Regions from separate parts of the Homo sapiens genome. Here region 2 is linked to region 1. Evidence: chromatin loops called from intact Hi-C (ENCODE). Cell type or tissue: mesothelial cell of epicardium. All regions are shown on one strand.

Region 1 (8,000 bases):
AAAATGTGTCTTAGAGCCAGGCCTCCCCTGAGGCTGCCTTAAGTCAGCCTGCAGTCTACAGGCCTGGGGATAGATAGACGCCCATCCCCTAACCTCTCCCTCCACATACCCCAGTCCCCCTGACAGTAGCACCCAAGAGGCTCAGTCCATTTTGTTGGAGTAAAGACTTCATCCTATTTTTATGGATAGAATCCAAAAGGAAGATAAAAGAAATCCACCATTTATTAACCTCCTACTATGTACTAGGCACCACGGGGAGGTGCTTGCTTCATAACAAGCCTGAGAAAGAAGTATCCTTAATCCCCCATTGACAGCTGAGAAGTTGAGGCCCAGAGAGAGGCATTGATTTATTCCTAGAGGCTGTACAACATTATGGTTAGCAGCATGGGCTTTGGAGCCAGACTGCAGGAGGATCCAATAATGTTTGTGACATTGGGCAAGAGACTCAAGCTCTCTGAGCCTGTTTCCCCAACAGAAAAAAAAAAATAGGGATTATGACCGACAATATGTGGGATGGAACTTTAGGAAGACTGAATGCATGGTAACTATTTATTAGGATGAGTACATCTGGTAGAACGAATGGCAGACTTGAGACCAGGTTTGTGGCACTCCAAAGCTCCAGCTCTTTCCACTCCATTACCTTGCCCATCAAGTTGAGTGACTTACTCAGGCCCACAGCCAAGGAGGGCATCACCAGGGAGCCTAGCCACACTCTTCCTACTTCTCTTCCCTTGGGGTCATCACCCAAGCAGCTCCTTTACTTGGCCACTTGCCAGTTGCATTTGGTGGGGAGCAGATTGATAGGATCTCAGCTTGTTCCTCGAAAAGTCCCACAGAACCCAGTGAGATCTGGGGTCTGCAGAACACAGTGAGTCTCAAGCATTCCACCATCAAACAATTTGAGACACCCTGGGTCTGTCACAGCTGCACTGGTTTCTCCCCTGCAGACCTTCTCAGAGCCTTCACTACACCATGAGGCATCTTGTGGCTCCCTGAGAAGGTGCTACGGTCTGAATATGTGTGTCCTTTCAAAATTCATAGTTGAAAATTAATACCAAATTCAATATTGTATTAAGAGGTGGGACCTTTGGGAGGTGATTGGGGCATGAGGGCTCTAACAACATGAATGGAATTAATGCCCTTCGAAAAGAGGCTTGGGAGATCCTGCATGTCCCTCTGCCATGTAGGGGTGCAGCAACCAGGTGCCGTCCATGAAGAATGGGCCCTCACCAAACACCAAAGCTGCTGGCGCCTTGATCTCAGACTTTACAGCCCTTAGAACCATGCGCAATAAATGTATGCTGTTTATAAATTACCCAGTCTAAGGTATTTTTGTTATAGTAGCCCAAACAGACTAAGGCAGAAAGTCTGTGGTTTGAAGTGTTTCCTAACTTACTGACCAGAGGCGTTTTTGGTGGGAGAGACCCTTGTTAACGTGAAGAGGCTTGGGAAACTAGTCTGGTGGATGGGGCTGTTTCTTGGTCATCACGATGCAATCTCTGCTTTCTGTATCACTCGGTTGTGACCTTGTAAAGCCCACTTGACCCCTCATGACTCGTAGGGCGTCCCCTGGGTGTATTTGGGTCAGTTAGAGCAGCAGGATGGAGGATGTCAAACAGAAAAGAGAGGGTCAGAGCCATGTGGCTGATGGAAGATCAAGTGTCCTGGGAAGAGCTGAGCACAGACCACTGTTTGCCCTTGGCAGGCACCGTCCCCTCTCTGGGCCTCAGTTTCCCTATCTGTTATTAATAGGTCTTCAAGACCCCTGATCTTGAAGGGTCCTTTGGTTCAGGCTTTGTGCACTTAGGGCGTCTGCAGGGCTGGAGTCCTGGCTTCTCTTGAACTCTCTGCCTCAGTGCCTCCAGCCCCAACCACTGCCTCCTGCACCCCAGGGAGAATGATGAAGCAGCCAACAGACCAACCCAGGCTTAATGTAGCTGGAGCAAATTAATAATTGATGCACGAAGAGACAAAATCTGTCTCAGAGGGATGTGAGGGAGGGGAGCCCAGGAGGAGGGGGCCAGCCACATGCAGGAGGACTGTGCTGTTCAGGCCAGGCTGGGAACAGGGTGGGCCCTTGTGGCCACATGACATGGCTCAGGCACCTGGAGGGGTGGCTTCCCTGGAGACCTTTGTCAGGCTCTGCCCAGAAAGACCTGAGGATGTGGCCCTGGGAACAGAGCGCTACCTTGGCTGTCAGTGAGCAGAGGGTATTAGGGAGTTCTGACAAAGAGGATGTTGAGGGTTGTTTTTATTTTGAGACCACAGGGCCTAGGGTGGGTGGAGCCTGGCCACACCCAGTGGATTCTTGAGGTTGGACAATCCCGGCTTTATGTTACTAGAACATGTGATGATGGAAAGCAGATGGGCTGAGGGGACCCTTCGGGGAGGCCAGCCTGGGCTGGTCAAGATGTCCTGTGATGGCTGCTTATCCCCCTGCCATGCAGTGAGTCCTGGACCCTGATGTGGGGAGCCTGGAGGCCTGGGCTAGCCTATGACCTTGCAGGGTGTGACAGGTCAGTCTCTTCGTCTCTCTGGGTCTCTGCCACATATGAGGGATGGGCAGGTGACTGCGAGGCTCTTCATGCTTGCTCAGAGACCAGCCCTGAGCCTGAGGGCTGGTCTGGCACAGCCACCATCCCAGGGACAAAGGTGGGGAGTGGGAGAGGACAGCAGAGCCTGAGCCTCCCAGAGGATCCCAGCCCAGCCAACACTCAGCTGACTGGTCCTTTGGGGCCTCCAGAGTTGGCAAACCCTCACGTGCTCAACCCCTTACTCTCAGGATTCCAGGAGCGAAGGGGGTTGTCAGGACACATCAGCTGCCAGCCCCAAGACTGTCACTGTCAGACACATCAGCACAACTCAAAGAGGCCTTTGCATTCACGCGCTGTGCTGTCTGTGTTCTTGGGAAGCTGTGTGGCCCACCCGGGGCAGCATGCGGAGCCTCTCCTCTGACGGACCTGCCCTCCCAGGGCCTTGCTGCCCCTCTGTGGGGGGCAGCCGTGACGGTTGGTCCTCCCTGCTGTCCTCCTGGGAAGGCCGCAGTGATATTCAGATCTCTCCAGCTGCTTGGGCAGGACTCTGCCAGGCTGAGGGGAGAGGGAGGCCAATGGCCAACAGCAGTGTTTCTCTGGCCAGCCCCAGAGAGGATGGGGCCAAGGGAGGACCCGCATCACACCCGACACCAGAAGACCTAGATCACCTCATTTAAACCCACTAGCACCCCAAAAGATGCATATGGTCTCTCTCATCTCATGTCAGGCAATGGAGGCTTAAAGAAGTCACCTGTCCCAAAGTGACCACATCTTCTTGTCTAGAGTCTGCTAACTTCATCCATCCAGTCACCCAAAGCAGAACCCTAGGGTCACGCTTGACTTTCCCACCTGCAGCTAAGTGCAGGGCCAGGATGTGTCCTGTTGGACTCCCTCTGATGCTGGAGCCTGAGTTCTTAACTCCTTGGTGGTGCTGCCCCTTTCACACCCTCACCCAACATTCGCTTGCTAAGGAAGCATTTTGTAATGACTGCTCCACACTTACTCACCTCTGATAGCACATGAGGGTTTGGGGAATTATTAGGAAGTCCCAAGGCCCAGGCATTCAGAGGAAAGGGAACAGCAAATGCAAAGCCCTGTAGGTGAGAAAGCGTGGCCCACTCAGAGGAAAGAATGGCTGGAGTGTGGAGTCAGGGTCAGGGCGCCATGGGAGGAGGCTGCGCTGCCAAATAGGACATGCCAAGGAGCTTGGACTTCATCCTTGGTCAAGAGTCTATTATCGAAGGGTTTTCAAAAGAAGGTGATGTTTTGGAAAGACCTTCAGCTCTGATGTGTCATACAGAGTGAAAGGGAATGGGAACAGGGGCAAGGCTTAAGTTAGGGGGAGGCCAAGGCATTTATTCAAGTGAAGGTGATGAGGACGCGCGCTAGGGGTGTGGTCACAGAGGTGACAAGATGAGGACGGACATCTAACAGGGGAGACATGCATACTGTGCCGCTGGGCTGGGGAGCAGGTGGGAAAGTCAAGAGTGGTCCTCGGGTTCCGCTTTGGGTGACCAGATGGATGGTGCACGAAGTTAGCAGACTTTGGACAAGGAGAGGATGTGGTCACCTGGGGACAGGTGGGGTTGGAGGTTGCTGAGGGACCTCCAGGTAGAGATGTCTCCTTACCGCCAAATATGTGGGGTCTGAAGGTGAAGAGATTTGAGGCCATCCGCATGGCAGGTGGTGAGGTCAAGAGTAGAAGAGCTTGCCAAGGAAGAAGGCAGGAGATAGAGTGAGGAGAGGAGAAAGGCCGGCCTGGCCTTCTGAGGGAAATGCAGCAGATGAGGTGAGCAGAAAGAGGGAATCTGAGAAGCCTCGGCCACTCAAGGTCAACAAACCCTGGGGAACCCCCAGCCAGGACCCAGGAGGTGACCGAAGCCTTCTTCCTTATACAGGTTGGCTCCCGGGATGGTGCTAAGTAGCTGCCAGTTCATGTGTCTTTGCCTCCCCTAATAGTGTGGAAGCTCAGGTCCCTCTGACTCAATGCCATCTTGTGAAGGTTGCAGGGGGTCCCATCTGTCCTCTCACTGGCCTGTGAGAAGGCAGCGTGGGACTGAGGCCCAGGGCAGCCATGGATTCCCAGGCCCACATTGTGGCTGGGAGCAAAGCCCTCTGGCTCCCCTGACTTTTCAGGGCTAGAGCCCTGCAGGGAAGTGTACTCTACACCCCTAGACCCACTGTTCAAAAGCACTGCCTCCCCTTTAAGGGCCCTGGCCTTGCAGGGGTGTCCACCTGAGCACAAACTTCCAGAGGTGTCTTTGAATCCCCGACACTGCAGTCTGTTATCACTGGAGGGTGGTGGATTTTGGAGAGGGTACAGCACACACCACGGTGCCAGGCCTAGGGTGCAGAAGCTGTGGGGAAAGGGGTGGGCACACCCCAGCCCTCTGTACACTCCAGGGAAGAGCCAGCTGGGAAGGGTAACAGTCCCTGTCCCCTCCAGCATATCGCCAACTGGTTACCTCCTGGTCCATCCACTGCAACTCCAGGTGGACCCTGGATCACACACATTCTCCTTCTGTATCTGACCCAGAACAGGCCCCCTGAAACCTATTCATTCATTCACTCATTTAAGAAAAATTATGATGAGGCAGATGTGGCAATGAACTCTGAGGATACCCTGGTGAGTGAAGTTTTGATTTATTTCTGTTGAGCTCAGGTTCTGCAGGAGGAATGCATGGCCTTGTGATGGTTCATAATATGCTTGACCCAATCTGGAGCATCAAGGAGGGCTCTCAGAGGAGGTGACATTAAGACAGAGCCCCGAGGAATGCCCAGGAGTTAATTAGGTGAAGGGACTAGGGGTGAGGAGGGGAGGGGAGTGGGAGAGCGTTGTCCGGGCAGAAGGGACAGCCTGAAAGAAGATGCAGGGCTGAGGGGAGCATGGTGTCCAGCGGGGCTGACATCCGCCTTGAGCCACGTGCTGAGCCGCATGCTGTGATTCTCTTATCATATTCAAGAGCCTGGCCAGTGGCTTCAGCTCAGAGTTGGTTCCTGTAAGCCCAGAGGCTCTAATCCAGAAGTCGTCCTGCTTCCTCCTCCTATGTGTGCACTGCTGTTTTGGGAGCCAGTGGCAGAAGCTGTCCATGCCGGCCCATCGGGTTCCCCTGGGTGTCATGGGCAGGCAGTTCCCAAGCATGCAATTGGCTCCCAGAGTCTCCCTGACTCAGGGCTCTCACTCTGCCAGGGCAAGCCCAGGGCAAGCCAGAAGTGCCAGAAAAGCTGCAGCCCTCACCTATGAGGGTGGAAGTTGGTGGGTTAGCAACACAGCTTCATCGACCTTCCAGAGAGAAAGCTCTGAGGTTGCTTCCACATAGGCTCTCAGAGGGCACTCCCTGGGGGCCCAAGCCAGGACCTGAGCTGTAACCTCCTTACCACACATTTTCATGGCTCTCCCTGCTTCCTGCCTCCCTGCCTGCCTTCTGCCTCTCTCGTAGCACTTCCTGGGGGCATCTCCTAAGCAAATTACTTGCAGTTGAATCTTTGACCCAGAGTCTGCTTTGGGGAGCTCCTGCTATAAGACAAGACACAGTTGCGAGACTGGAACTCTATTCCCATTCAGGGTCCCTGTGACTCCCCTCCTCATCCCAGGCTGCCAAGAGCTCTGTGCCTACTGACTCTGACTCTGTCCCTGGCTCCTCCTCCCTGTGTGCTCCTTGAACTTGCTCAGGGTCAGGCACTTCAGGGGCCCCAGGAAACAACAGCAAGAACATGGCACCTGGGGGATTGGAGAAGCTCCTTGTTGGCTGAGGTCTGCAGCGCCTCAGCTAGTTTGAGCTGGGCGGCGTGGAATCGTCAGGCTGATTGCAGAGCTCTGTGTGTAGCTGGAGGAGGAGTAGCAATTAGCTGCTGCAGTGACAGCTGAGACAGGGCTGCTAAATGGGCCCATTAGAGGGCATTAGCGAAACTACAGGATGGTGGCTGAGCAGAGACACAACGCTCTTGCTGGCTGGGACTGGGGCTGGGGCCTGAGGGAGGTTTACCTGAGAATGTCAGGGAGGCTGGGGCCCCCAAGGTGAGCACTACTTTAAAAGGGGAGGGATGCCCCTGTCCTGCAGCCACAGCCCTCCGTCGGGTGCCCATCTGTGGTCACTCAGAGTCCACTTGCAAAGTGGTGCCCGCTCAGCCGGCAGATTATGGCTTTAATGGGGGCCCTGCACGTAGTGTACTTAACACGTTTCTGAGGTCCTGGTCCCAGCCATTAGCTCATTAGCTCCAGCCTTCGAGGCCCATTTTGCAGACGGGGGTGGGGCAGGGACCCATGAAGTGATATGTTAAAGGTCAACTGGTGGGTTGATCTGAACAGAATTCCACAAGTTCCTTATCCAAAACCAAACCTACATGGCCTTGCCCCAGAGATTTAACCCCCTTGAGACTTGAGACTGGATTTTACTTGTCACTGACACCCCAGCGTCCGGTGTCAGGGCTGGCATAGAGCAGGTCTTTTTAAAAAATGGTTATTTAGGAGGAAGATGAAGACCCAGCAGCTACTGCAGCCCCCAGCCCAGGCTCCCCTATGCCTCAGCCATGTGGGGCCACCGTCACAGAGGCCGGCAGACATGGGCTGGGCTCCTGGATGCGTCACTCCACTGTGTGGTCTCAGCCGAGTTACTGAACCTCCCAGAGCCTCGGTTTCCTCATCTATAGAATGGGGCTAATAATAGGACCAGCTCATGGGGTTGTGTGAGGATTTGATGAGACATTTCATTTTTACCCATCCATGTGGTGGGCTGCATTGGGAGCCCTTGTCTAAACAACAGCAGCTGTGCCTCCTGGAAGGTGACCCAGGACTGGACTTGCTGAGGCAGCAGGAAAGAACAGGACAAAGCCCAGTTGGCAAGTGCAGGCAGGCTCCGTGGCAAGGATTCTGGGCTTCAGTTTCTCTTAAACATGTAGAAGTTGGGGCTTGATAATTTCTAAGGGTGCTTTCAGCTCTAAAAGCCTCTTGGCTCTGTCCAGGGAAGGGTTACTGTGTGTCAAGTATGGGCTGGCACTGCTGAGGATGGGGGCACAGTGGGGACAGCCCAGAGGACCAGGTTTCCTGGAAGAGGGCCAGATCCTGGGCTGATAAATGTCGGCGGCTCTAAAGCCATCCCCTGCTTGACACCGTGTGCCCAGCCCATTCATCACTAAGTAGAGCAGCAGGGGCCTGGGGACGGAGCACTGGCTCAGAGACAGGCCTGCCTTGTCCTTAGCTGCACCCTCTGGGAGGTGGGGAGGGGTGAGGCGGTGCAGTCTTGCTGTATTTGGGCTGTGACTGCAGCAAGAGCATCTCTGCTACTGGGCAGCTCAGAGAGAACCCCGGCCCCAGCTCTGCCACCTCCCACAACTCCAGGGGGAGCCACGCCTGCTATGAATACAGAGCGAACCTGCCAGCCCCTTACTAATCGCCCCTTGTTTGCTTTCTGGGGCTTGATATCCTCTGTACCCATTATTGAATTCTGGCTGCATCTGGAGAAACAG
Region 2 (8,000 bases), 100 kb after region 1:
GCACACACAATCCTTGAACATCATTTGTGCAACATTTGGTATCTTTCAACACCATTCCAATGGAGGCCTCATCCCCATTTCACAGATGAGGGAAAGTGAGGTCTGGAGCTCCAAGGTCACCCCGTTAATAAAGAGCACAGCCCAGACTCAGAATCAGGCCTTCAGACATTAAATTCCCATGCTTTCTGCTGAGCCATACTGAAAGAGGAATTAATGAGGCTGATGTCTTTAATATCATAACAATATCATAAATAACTTCAGGGGCCCTGGGCTTTGCTTTTTAATAATTGTTTTAGCAAAGTCAGAGGCATATAGAACATGCTGTTTTGCAGCCTGCTTTTTTTTTCTTCCTTAACAACATCTTGTGAACATTTCCCCCATGTCGTTAAATATTCTTTTACTGGGCCATCATTTTTAATGGCTGCATGGTATTCCATCACATGGATGCCCCATAATTTATTTAACCAATCTCTGTGTTGGACCTTTAAGCTATTTCCAGTTTTTTGCCCTCATAAACAAGGCTGTGATGAGCATCCTTGTGCATACATCTTTGCACCCATTTCAAATTGCATCCTGAGGGTCAAAAGGATGCATTCTTTTTAAAAATTATGCATTATTTTGATGTCTATTACCACATTTCCTGAGGTTGTTCATTTTCCCTTGTCCTCAAAGTGGTAAAAAAAAAATTTAAATTTTGAAATACTCAAAATGTTAAAAATTGCATCATTGTCCCCAATCAGTCAGGTAATCAGTTGTGTGACTTTGCCAGGTCACCTGGCCTCTCTGATCCTCCGTAAATTCATGTATCAAATGAGGGCCGGGCAAGCGGGTCCCTAAATCTCCTTCTGCTCATAGAGCTCCAGGAGAGCCCCAGACTGCTCAGGTTACAGCACTCAGAGGACAGAGAAAGTGCTGAGGGTTTCCTGCGAGGAAGAGGGGCTTGTACTACCACTGGAAGATACATAAGGATTAGGAATGGGCATAGAGGGAAAAGTGAGTCTGGGTGGAGTCCTCACAACCTCTGCTCTGCCGAGCTTAGAGATGGGCCTCTTGGTTAGCCAGGGCTGCCAGATGTCTGCTCTAGTGTCTTCCTGGTCCCAGTAATTTAGCACAGGGGCAGGAGAAGTGTTAGGGACATTTGTACGTCACACACTGTTGTCTGGAACAACATAAGGACCTCTACTGGCTTCCCTTGCTGCCCTTTAAGGGAGTATAACACCATCATTGGGAGCACATAATTGGCTCCCACGAATAAGGATCCTGTCCCCACATGGGGGGGCAGAACCAGGTATCACCAGGTGTGATTTTCTGGTTCTGATAAGTGGGATTTTGGCCAGGTGATACCACCTCATTATTCCTCAGTTTCCAAGCTGAAGAGCAGAAGCAGTGATACCGACCACATTCATTCATGGACCCACTCATTGGTGGACCAAATGAGTACCTCCTGTGGTAGGGCACTGTGCTAAACACCGGGCACTCCTTCCACCTGCACAGAGACAGTGAGCTGGCATGGAGCTTACCCTCTGAGGGAGGCAGACGTTAAAGAAACCATTACTAAATAGATACATACATGCAAACAGATTTCCACAGGGCTCTGAGGAAGCACGAGAGCTATCGGAATGTGAGAGGGGCAGTGGGAAATAATCTGGCCTGTAGAGAGGGATCGGGAAAAGTGTCCAAGAAAAAAATGACATTTACAATGAGAGATAAAAGATAGAGTGGAGGAATGAAGTGTCGGGAAATGGGAATAGCATGGGAAGTGCACAGTGGCAGGAGGAAGGATGAGGCCATTGGGAGCCTCCAATGGCAGAGTAGCTGGAGCCTGTGCCACTGGGAGGGTGAGCCCCGAGGAATGGAGAGTCTGGCAGGGGCCCCTCCAGGCAAGGCCTCCACCTGAGTCTGGGAAGGTAGTCCTGGAGGGCTGCCAGCAGGGAAGGGTGCCCCAGCCAGTGGTGCTCAGGGTAGGGAAGGGGCAAGAAGAAATAGACGCAGAGGAATGGAAGGCAGGGACTGAACTCTGTGGCACTCACCTGCTGGGGTGGGCAACCAGGGTTGGGTTACCACAGGTGACAAGTGTGGAGGCTTCTCCTTCCTGAAAGCCACAGGAGCTGGGGACCAGGGAGGCTGCGGAGGAGAAGGTCAGCCTTTGATTTTCTCATCATTCAGCTTGTGGCAGGGGCGGGAGATGGTGGCAGTGGTGACATGTTGGCCTGTCATACCACCACCTGTTGCCTAGAGACCTTTCTTGTAGAATAAGACTTCACCCCTGACCTTGGCCAGATAGTGCACATGCAGAAACACACACACACACACTCACACACACAAAGGGCAGCTTTGGGAAAATTGGCACTGGAGGCCAGAGGACTTTCCAGCCAGCCCAAGCAGAAAAAGATAACCTCCACCCCACCTGCCAAGTTCTGACCTGAGGGGGACACTTAGGTGCAGAGCAGGAGCCTGGACAACGTGCCGGACCCCAAGCTGCTACTTCCACCAACGTCCTCAACTCTCACCATGCTGGGATGATTAGGCACCCCAATGTGGCAGGAGGGGAAACTGAGGCTGGGGAGTGCAGCTTACCCATGGTCATGTAGCTAGCAGCTGGAGAAGGTGGCTTCAACTCAAACTTGTCAGCCGCCCCGCCCAGTGCTCCTTAGGTTAAGCCCAGGTGCTGGTGGGATACACAAGAAAAGCTTAGACTCACACAAGAGGGGTGAAAGCAGGCAGCCTGGTCTGGAGCTAAAAATACTGGACTTGGAATTGACAGAGCTGCCCTCCCCTCCCCAGTGATTCACTCGCTGACCTCGGTTAATCAGACACAGCAGCTCTCTGCCTCAGTTTACCCATTTGGATGTCAAATGTCACACTCACAAAGAGGGGTGAGGACCATGGAGAAGTGTGTTTCGGAGGAAAACAAAAGTGTGGTACAAGCCACGAATGGTGTCGTTGGCCTCGTTATTAATGTCATTAACAATAATACCAGTAATAAATCGCCAGGCTGCTGAAAAGTGCGCTAAGTAGAGGGGTGACGACTGATTTCCCTCACACTTGTCTGGCACTCTGGGCTCCTTATGGCTTCCTCCCATCCATCATCCCTGCAGTCATCCTGAGGCCCACCCATCAGGGCGGCCAGGCAGGGACTGCGGGAGGCGAGGTCTCCCGAGATCAGAACAGATGGGGACCTGAGGCCGGGGAGCAGAGGACTCACCAGGGTCCCCCAGCCAGGGGAAGAGGGACTGGGACGTGGGCCCAACCTGCAGATTCTGATGCAGCTCCTCCAGCTCCCCCTCCACCCACCCACCTCCCACTGCACCCCAGAAGAATTGGCACCTTCGGCAAAGCAGTGGAGCGCCTGCAGCGAGGCCTCAGGCCTCAGAGCAGAGCAGCAGGTGAGGAGGCAGGCGAGGCCCTTCACAAAGGCTTCGAGAAGGGGCTTCATCTCTCGGCTCTCTTTTTCCCACCTGCTTCTCCTTCCCCACGTGGAGGAGGCCCTGAGCTTGGTGGGAAGATGTAGAGAAATGACAGCCGGCCTCCCTCATGCATTCCTCAGAGTCTTCTTATGGCTCTGCCTCAATTTCCCCACCTTGGCAATGGGTCCAGGGACCTTGCTACCTAAGGGAAGGAACAACCATCAAAGGAATCCCAGACTGACATTGAATGGGACACTGGAGGGAAGTGAAGGCTGCCCACGGTCCCTCCTGTCTCAGGGAGGCTGCAGTCCTGGGTGGGAGGGGCTTTGTCCGGCTCCTCTGGTAAGTGGCCTCCTGGGGGGCCACTAGGTGCTTCAGGCTCATGTGTCCCCCTGCTCTGGAAAAGGAGGTTTGAACAGAGAAGCTCTCATCCCCACCTAGGACTTCTCCCTCATATGGGCCACCTTCCTCCACTCAGTCTTATTTCCCCCTTCCCTCCCCTCTCTCCCCATTTCTGAGTTTAGACTTTGTGGGTACCCCTCTCTGAATCCAGCACCCCCACATACATACGTAGACACACAAGTTTTTCTCCCACACACTGCCCCTTTTGGAGGCCTTCAGTGGTTTCCCAGGGCCCTAAGGACAAAAGCCTAAACTCCCAGACCTATGTTCAAGACCTCTGTGATCAGTGATCATGCCCCAACCACTAACTGCTGCTGCCCTGCGGAATCCAGCCCTCTAGTCAAGAGGGAACACCTGCTCTTCTCTAAGTACCTGTTTCCCCACCTCCACCCCTTGCCCTGCAGTCCCCTTCCTAGAAGCCCCTCCCTCCACCTCTGTGGACTCAAGTCTTTCCCAAGCCCTTCAAAGGCCACATCCTCCAGGCTCGCTGGTTCTCCACACAGAGAGGCCATCCCTACACCATGAGCCCCCAAGGCTCTGTTCCTCCTCTCTGGTGGCACCTCCATATTCAACCAGAGTTCTGCCGAATGTGTCTGCTACTCCCCCTCCACACACACACACCCCCTAGGCCCTTCAGAGAAGAAATCTTATCCAGCCCAGGGAGTGTCATTCAGCAACTCACATACCAAAGGGATTCGACAACTCTCTGTTGCATCAAAATTGCATTAAACCATCCCAAACCCAGAAATGCCACTCCTGGATATACACCCAACGGAAATGCATGCATATGGTCTTCAACATATATGTACTAGAATGTTCAGAGCAACAGTATGCATAATAGCTAAAAACTGGAAATAAGTCCTGTCAATAGACATGAGAGTGAATAAATTGTGGAATACTATGCAGCAGTGAAAATGAGCTGCTGCTGCCCACATCACACATGAGTCGCACAGACAGTGTTGAAGGAAAGAAAGAGACATAGGAGAGAACATACCACAGTTTATGATCCCAATTATAGAGAGTTCTAAATCAGACTAAACTAACGTAAGGTGATAGAAGTCAGAATAGTGGCTTATTTTATGGGGAGGGAAACATCAGGGATATGCAGGCGGGAAACCTGGGGTGCTGGAAATCTGCAATTTCTTCAGTAGGGTGGTCGTTTTAAAACACAGGATTGAGTGCCCCTGCATGATATCACACAAATCACCTGACCTCTGAAGTTTTCATTTTTCCCAATGTAAAAGGGCCAGAATGCCCACACCCAACTTCTTCCAGCTATCCGAAGACTATGTGAGAATGCACTTGAGGGCCGGGAAGATAGAGTGTCCCAAAGCCTGAAAAGTTTGCGGGAAAACCGCCACCTTTCTCCATAGCTGCAATGGCTCCCAACATACAAACCAGTTTACCTTGACATTGTTCGGGGTAGGCAGCTAGTGCAGCTTTGTCTGGCCTCACATGGGCAGATATTTGCCTGGAAAATGACCTAGTGGCCTGGGGTACTAGGTACAGCTGCTCCTGCTCTCTGACTTCAGTGGTATACTGAAAATTGTTTAACGACTGGCATGGTGGTGGGGGTGGGGAGTGAAAATGCCCTGGTTTGTAGTGTTTGCCAGTTCCCATGGTGTAAATATTCTCACTGTGGATAATTTCAAGCTACTAAAGTGATGTTCCTGAGCATGTTGTGGGGAAGAGATGTGCATAACTGGACCTTGTGAACCGGTGTAAGGCAGCTCCAATATACCACTGGGTTAATCCTCCTAAAGCACAGCTTCCTGGGTCCAGTGTTGGAGGCAGGAGCCAGGGGTCTGAGGATGTGAGCCATGCAGAAGGCTTGGTCTATGAGAGGGTCCTCCTTGGCATTCCCCTTTCAGAAAGGCCACTTCTTTCTGCCAAATCGTATTCCAATCTGGGTCCAGCCTTCTTCCCTCTTACTGCAGCCTCACTCCAATCCCTCTCCAACCCCCGTAAGTAATCTCTCACCAAAGTCCTTTGGCTCCTCTGAAGCTCTCACATCCCTCCTCTCCTCATCCGCCTTCACAGTCCCAGTCCCTCCCACGCCATCTTCCATCTGACCTGCCCATGCAGCCTCTGCTCTGCCCCCGTCTCCTGCTCCCCAGCAGCCTCTCTTTTACAGTAAAGTCATAGTGATCTTTATAAAACAGACTTCATTGTAGCATGCCCTCCCTTGAAAACACCTCGTGGCTTCCCACTGTCTACGCAAGGGCCAAAAGCTTGTCAGCCTGGCATTTTTGATGGTCCTAGCTCAGGCATTCCCTACCCCTGGAGTGTCCACACACTCTTCTACAACCCTGTGTAAACAGTCCCTGTATTAAAGGACTCCTCAAAGCCTGTCTGTTTTCTGCTGGGATCCTGACAGACGTGAAGAGGAAGACCTATTTACCCACCGGATCTATCCCACATGGAACAGGCTGCTTCAAGAGGAGTGAGCTCCCTGTTTCTAGAGCTGATCAAGCAGAGGCTTGTCTGACATGTTGTTGGAGAGATTTCAGCATTAATTGGGGCCTCAGTTAGAAGACCTTTATGGTCCCCAGCCACCTGAGAGCCCCTGCTCTTGTGCCTGCCTCACCAAAAAGCATCTGGCCCCAGTGCCTCTGCGGCTGTGCTTTGATGACTCATCACAGTCAGCAGTCATCACCCTGGGCCAGGTCCTGTCACAGCCTCTTACCATCAGCTTCGGGCTTACACCCCAGGCACCGAGAAACACAGGGTAGAAGGGATTCTTCCCTTCCCCACTTTGCCTCCTCCTTTACTTCCAATCCAGCAGCAGATAAGGTGGTAGAGGGGATACTGGGGGAGAGAAAAAGTGGAGAGGAGAACAGCCCCCAAGTAAGGACAGGAGACCCAGGATGGAGAATGTTATTTTAAAGATGGGGAAACTGAGTCCCAGAGTGACAGCACATGCCCCACAATTCTACAGGAACATTGGTGCTGCCCTTTCCTGGCGCCAGCCAAAGACCCCATCCTCTCCCCGCTGCTTCGCTGGTGTCATTGTGGCACTGTGTTTGGGGGATAATAATACGTCACTCCCGCTTATGCATCAGAGGTGAAAGTAAACACAAGGAATCTAAACTGTAGTTTCTCCCCCTACCCTTTCTCCCCAAGTGACGAGGCTTTTGAGCAATGGAGAGAGGCAGTCCCCCAGTCCTGAAACACAGGTTTGAGCTCAGCCCCGCCATTCCAGCTGTGTGCTCCTGAGAAAGTCACTCAAATTCTGCCCCCTGAGCTTTCTCAGCTGTAAGAAGATGCTTACAATGTCGAAGATGATATATTTGAATATATTTGAACGCACCTTGCACAGTGCGTGGCTCTTGGTAGATGCTCACCCATGGCTATTTCCTTTCATGTTAATCAACTTTATTGAAGTATAATCTACATCTAAGCAAGGGCATCCATTTTAAGTGGGCAGCTCATGAGTCTAACAAAGGTCAAAATCACAGCCAAGAGGTAAAATGTTTCCCTCAGCCCCCAAATTTCCTCCTGCCTTTTTGAAATCCTCCTGACTTTGGACACAGGTGACCACTGATCTGCTTTAGATTTATTGTTGCCTATTCTAGAATTTCATATAAATGGAATCTAACATGTGTACCTTTTGGGGTTTGGCTTCTTTCAGTCAGCATAATGATTTTTTAGATTTATCTGTGTTGTCATATATATATCAATCCACTCCTTTTCATTGCTGAGTAGTATTCCATTATATGAATATATAGAATGAACCTTACCCATTTTATTATTTCTAGTTTCAGTGACTAGAAATAAAGCTGATGTAAAAATTCATATGCAGGTCTTTTCATGAACATGTTTTCATTTTTCTTGGATAAATATTTAGGAGTAGGATTGTTGGATCATATGACAAGTTATTTAACATTATTTTAAAAAGCTGTATCTGCTTTCTAAAGTATTTGTACTATTTTGCATCCCTACTAGCAATATGAGAATTCCAGTTACTCTGCATCCTCTCCAGCTTTTGTTGTTTTAAAATTAGCTGTTTTAATAAGTGTGTAGTGGGATTTCACTGCAGTTTAATTTTTCATTTCCCTGGTAACGAATGATGTTAAACATCTTTTACTTATGTATTTGCCATCTGTGTCCCTTCTTTAGTGAACGTCCAAATATTTTGCCGATTTTAAAAACCGTTGTTTTTTTTCTAATTATTGAGTTGTGAAGTTTCTT

Evidence for each region. Peaks named below come from ENCODE experiments on the same cell type or tissue, not always from the same donor. Only the 100,000 strongest peaks of a DNase experiment are listed, where the experiment ranks them.
Region 2: it touches region 1 in a loop (9-fold over the local background); 1 of 110 quality-filtered maps calls a loop at or near these places.

Annotation. Positions count from the first base shown.
Region 1 is chr10:71,074,970-71,082,969 of GRCh38, reverse strand. No RefSeq gene overlaps it. Among named protein-coding and RNA genes, the nearest start is that of UNC5B, 130 kb to the left of the region's middle. RefSeq lists an enhancer at 4,376-5,326. In mesothelial cell of epicardium, no CTCF peak of the experiment used is centred here; DNase peaks (open chromatin) are centred at 3,049, 5,659, 5,719, 6,379 and 4 weaker places.
Region 2 is chr10:70,972,981-70,980,980 of GRCh38, reverse strand. It overlaps LOC105378350 (a long non-coding RNA gene), which reads right to left and starts at 2,124. Exons shown (of 3, transcript XR_001747493.2): 1 at 2,031-2,124. RefSeq lists an enhancer at 1-17. In mesothelial cell of epicardium, no CTCF peak of the experiment used is centred here; no DNase peak of the experiment used is centred here.